Regions from separate parts of the Homo sapiens genome. Here region 2 is linked to region 1. Evidence: chromatin loops called from intact Hi-C (ENCODE). Cell type or tissue: sigmoid colon. All regions are shown on one strand.

What was found. Hi-C counts contacts between places; a loop is a spot of excess contacts. Peaks named below come from ENCODE experiments on the same cell type or tissue, not always from the same donor. Only the 100,000 strongest peaks of a DNase experiment are listed, where the experiment ranks them.
Region 2: a loop joins it to region 1, with 9 times the contacts of the local background. A loop is called at or near these places in 2 of 110 quality-filtered maps.

What each region holds. Positions count from the first base shown.
Region 1 is chr12:131,005,880-131,008,379 of GRCh38, reverse strand. ADGRD1 (adhesion G protein-coupled receptor D1) reads right to left here. Exons shown (of 25, transcript NM_198827.5): 12 at 2,333-2,408. Among named protein-coding and RNA genes, the nearest start is that of ADGRD1-AS1, 13 kb to the right of the region's middle. In sigmoid colon, no CTCF peak of the experiment used is centred here; a DNase peak (open chromatin) is centred at 989.
Region 2 is chr12:131,068,123-131,070,622 of GRCh38, reverse strand. The region is part of intron 13 of ADGRD1 (adhesion G protein-coupled receptor D1); the gene reads right to left. Among named protein-coding and RNA genes, the nearest start is that of ADGRD1-AS1, 75 kb to the right of the region's middle. In sigmoid colon, no CTCF peak of the experiment used is centred here; a DNase peak (open chromatin) is centred at 1,462.

The DNA.
Region 1 (2,500 bases):
GATGACAGCACACAATACAAAGACAAAGACGGAGGGAAGTCCCCTGCAGGCTGGCAGGAACCCGGCATATGTGCGCACATAAACGTGCTGCCCGCACGGCAGCTGCACTAACCTGCTTCTCATCGTGCCCAGGATTTGATAATTACCTCAAAGGCAAAATGGCACAAATGCCCAATCAGCTTACAAAATCACAAAAGCAGGCACTTGTATGTCATGTTTAAGAAAACCAAGCCCTACTTACACCATTAACTCATTCAGTCCTCCTGGCAATCCTCAGAAATCAGTGCTATTATTACTCCTGTTTTAAGAGGAGAACACAGGCCTCCAGGCTCAAGTCACTTGCCCAGGGTCACACAGATAAGGAGGGCACCTGTGAACCAAACTCTTTGTCCCCTCCACTTCCGTCCACCTCTTCTGCTACAGGTACAAGGTACACAGGTACAATGTAACAAGTACAGAGACTTTACTGGATGAGCTGTTTGCATGATTTTTTTCCAGGTGAATTTTGATGACAAGGCATCTTTGCACTAAGTGCTGAAGAGAGCTTCACCTGAGCTGAAGATCCAACTTCACTGCAAATGAAAAACATGTTCCATCGCTGCACAGCCAGTTCTGCTTTGGCTTCAGCACGTAAATGTGCTGCTCATGGAACATGTTGTGGGGCTGGTGTCAATGCTGACGAACCAGGGATGACTTGGCTGTCCAATTTCCAGGCCCTCGGTTTGCAGGGGGACGTCAGAGTTAGCTGCATTGTTCTGGGACACAGTGGCCTGCATCCTGGGGCTCCAGTGTCCTGTCTGCAGACACCTGGGTCCGTGAGGACAGCAGAGGGAGAGTGAAGGCTGAGGCCCTGGGGACAGGCGAGACAGACTGTCTTCCATCTGCAAGGCTGTGGGCTCCCCAGAGCAGGCCCCGCCGGCCTCTCCTCTGCCCATCCCTGCCAGCGCTGATCTAATAGAGGGTCTGGCAAAGATCTGCAAACTGCAGCTCTTGGGCTGGCCGCCTGGTTTTGTAAATAAAGCTGTATTGGAAGGCAGCCACTCCCCCATTTCCCCACGTAGTGTCTCTGGCTGCCTTCACCCTGTGAGGGCAGAGTTCTGGAAAGCCAAGCCGATTTACAAGCTGGCCCTTCATGAAAGAGCTGGCTGACACCTGGCTGGAGTCAGATTCTGGTGGTCACAGTGAATTGCCCCTGAAATGTGTGCACCCTGCATCTGGAAGCAATCCTCCCGCCTTTGTGACGTTGTGGGCCGTGGCACGGATGCCGCTTTCCCACGCAGGTTCTCACTGTGGCCGCACAAGACACAGCGACACCTCACAAATGCACGTCTCATATATTTCACAGCAAGGCCAGCTTCCTGGTGGAAACTTCAGCAGGAGGGGCCAAGGAAGGGTCACCTTTTCATTCACTATCTTGGAAAGATCTCCCCAAATAACTGAGATGGCATCTTTTTGAGGAAAATAGATTGCATTTTTCTTTGACCATTTTCCTGAAGAATTTTGGAAATCACACATAAAGAGTGGCAGGCCCCCCACTTTCTTTCATTAGGAGGAAATCGGTAAGCATGCAGGCTTTCCCCAAGAAATCTGACGCAGAAGACGGTGTTTCCTCCAGATCACAAAATTTAGGACTACATTCCTCAGGAAAGAGGCATCCCCTCCCCTCCCTCCTCATTTCCCTCATCCTCCCCAGCCTCGCCGCCCCCCTCATGGTCCCCACCCTCCTTGCTCTCCTTCTGGGTTCTCAGGACCCAAACCCACATGAGGCGATGCTGCAGGAGCCAGCTCTGCTCCTATGGAGGGGCCTGTCTGGAGGACAGCAGAGGCAGGGGGCAGACAGAGCAGGTCTAGACGGCGTCCTCGGGGTCCCCGGGTCCAGCCATGACTGAGGCCCACCTGCTCCTCCCTTTTCAGTCCCCTGAGCCCTCAGTTTCCTGGCCTTCCACTTAAGCTGATGTGAAATGGCTTTGCCCATCTGTGTGTTTGCCCATGACTGACACAGACAGGTCTGTTGTCTTCCATTACACAGCAGTGGAAACTGAGGCTCAGAGAGGTTAAGTCCCTTGCCCAAGGTCACACAGTTCTGTCCAGGCGGGTGGGTAGGGTCTTCTGGCCCGTGCTCCTGACCTCCACTCCACCAGCCTGGCCCCAGCCTTGCAGTTCCCAAGTGGCCTTCAAAACGCTTCACGTTTCCTTGCCCGAGCAGTGAAGCGCCCGGTACTCGTGTCCAGAGTTCTCAGTGTTGTGCGTGTGGGGCGGGCATCCCTGTGGCCAGCCACCCAGCAAACCCACGCACACCCACGCCCCTGAGCTGAGCACCCCCGAGACTCACTTGGTGTGGGCGGGCCAGATGTTGTTCAGGTAGTAGTGCATGCTGTGGTACAGCAGACCCACGACGGTGCTCCAGGCTGCAGAGAGAGCAGAGGGGCAGGCGCTGTCAGCGCTCCAGGCCACAGGCAGGAAAAACACAAAGCCCCACGCCCCGCCATGCATGGTGCTG
Region 2 (2,500 bases), 62 kb before region 1:
CAGCAGCCTCCACTCGTCTCCCGCACCGAGTCCCCGCAGAGCAGCAGGTCAACTTCTAAAGCGCGTCTCAGACCGCCTCTCCCTACAGAAGCCCCAGGGGCTCCCAGCCTCCGAGTACAACACAAACTCCTACCCACCTGCAAAGCCGGCGCCTCGTTTTCCTCCTGAGCTGCGGTCACGAGACCCTCCCACTTCAGAAAACAAAAACGCTGTCGCTGCCCTTCGTCTCTGTCTGTATAAGCGGACTCAGCACCAGGGGGTATTTGCGGGGGCTGCGGAGCTGCCTGGAGACCCCCGCCCAGCCACAGAAGGCTCTGGAAGGAGGCGGCCTCTGCTGAGGGCCTGGTTTTGCGGTCATCCCCTAGAATGCTGGAGTCTCGCCTCATACAGGTCGCGAGCCCGTGGTCACCCCACTCGGGTGTGACAGGTCCCCCAACGCTAAGCAGAGATGTGGCCCAGAAGGGCTCCAAGGACCCAAGGGGTGCCCAGGGAGGCTCTTCCCAGAGGGAGCATTTTCTCTCTGGGACAGGATGTTCATGCTCAGGACAGACCTGCACACGGACAGGCCTTTGCTTGTGGCTTCATCTCCGTGGGAATAGGAACCTCCACATCGGATCGTCGTGGATGAGTGACACTGAATTTTCTCAGGCCCATGTTATTGGAAAGCAAGGGACTTTGGCATTTCTATCGCAACAAGGCGACCTGTATTCTTTCATACATGCAATAATAATTAACACGTTTTAAATAATTTTCACTCATTAGGCTACTCAAAACGTTTTTATACAGTTGTCTCATTAGGGCTTATTTTTGGCCTGCCCTTTTTGTGCCGAATACAAAAATGATATAATAATACCATATAAGATATTTTCTAAGACCTTGGATTTTGTCTTGTTTTCATGACTTCACTCTGATACATTGTGCTCCCCTTATCCTTCCAATAAACTACCTTTCTGCTCAGGAGAACCAGAGTCAGCGTCTGTTGCTGGCATCCAGACATCTCTAACACCCCCTCACAGGCTGCTAGAAGCCTCCACTGAGATCATGTGTGTGAGCCCCTTGATGGTTCCTAATGATGGCAATAGTTAACCTTTTCCACGGACCTGCCCTGCGCCTGGTCCTGCTCTGTTTTACATGAGTGAAGTCATTCAATTGCTCAGCCCTTGCCAGCTGCGCACACTCTTGCCCCACTTTACAAATGAAGCCACGAAGCCACATGGTGGTTGGAGGACTCACGGCAAGTGACGGAGCTGGGAAGGGGCCAATTCAGGACTCAGGTCAAGACATCCTGGTTCCAGAGCCCCACCGTGACCCACCATGTTACTCAGCACAGGTGAGTTACACTGATCTTTATCTGTCTTTTCATGCCCTGGAGATGGAATTTTCCTAGAATAGCCACTGGCTCCCCCGCCTGGTACATCATGGACTCGTAGTGCATGGCCCTGCCCTCAGATGCCTGTGACGTCAGAGATGGAGGATGGGCCTGCTGGGCTCTGTCAGCTCCAGGAGCCTCAGGGTCGGGGGGACGATCCACAGGAATCCACGAGCCTCCCAGAACATGGAAGGCCATGGCCCCAGAGCATCCAAATTCCATCTAATGGCATCTTTCAGGAGTAAAGAAAGAGGCAGAACAGAAAATCCATATAGCTGCTGTGCTCGGAATGAACACGTTTACCTGCCGAAGGGCACTACTGCCTAATCTCAGTGCTGCAGTCAGTCCAGAAAAGCAATACCTATAAACGTCTATAAAAGTGTTACAGCTTTTCAATTTGGCTCCTGGGCCATGGCTACTTGAAATCTCAGCTAGAATTTAAAGGTTGTTTCTTTTTTTCTTCCCTTTGTTCTTCTTGTCATGAAGTTGGCCAAATGGTTTCCATCAAAAGATCCAATCCATTCATTATCCTTTTATTTATTTTGTTATAGCTGGCCTCTACCCAAGAAGAATTTTGGATGACTTACAGAAACAAGGGGAAAGCATTGCTAATGCCAGAGTGTCTTTAAACTTTCAGGAGAAGCAGATATGCTGTGGTTTTTCGCATGAGAATAGTCAGGGGTTCATAGAGGCCTGTATGTGGAATCATGTCAAAATCAGTGCGGAGTCAAACAGCCTCAGCCACCTGGACCCTCCTCACGTTGGAAAAGTCATCATGGTACCAAGGCCTGGAGTGGCCAAGCTCATCCCACTCCACGCCTTCCCTCCCCGCCCCTCTGTCTGGTGGGGAAGATGAACATTCTTTCATTCCTAGTAGAATATCTGAGATTCTGGTCTGTCTAATGTTGGGCCAGAGGCAGAGAAAAAAACCCAAATGCCCAGAGTTGACCATTCCAGCGCCACCCATGAGACACAAGCGTGCATCATCAAACCCAGCAACACGGGTTTCCAGAACAGAGCAGGCTGAGGTGTGCAGCCACTCAGCCCCACTCGGCCCCAGACCTCTGCCTGTCCGGGATTCCAAGTTTCCATGGGGTTCTGGAACCAGCCCCTGGTCCCCATGGTGACCGA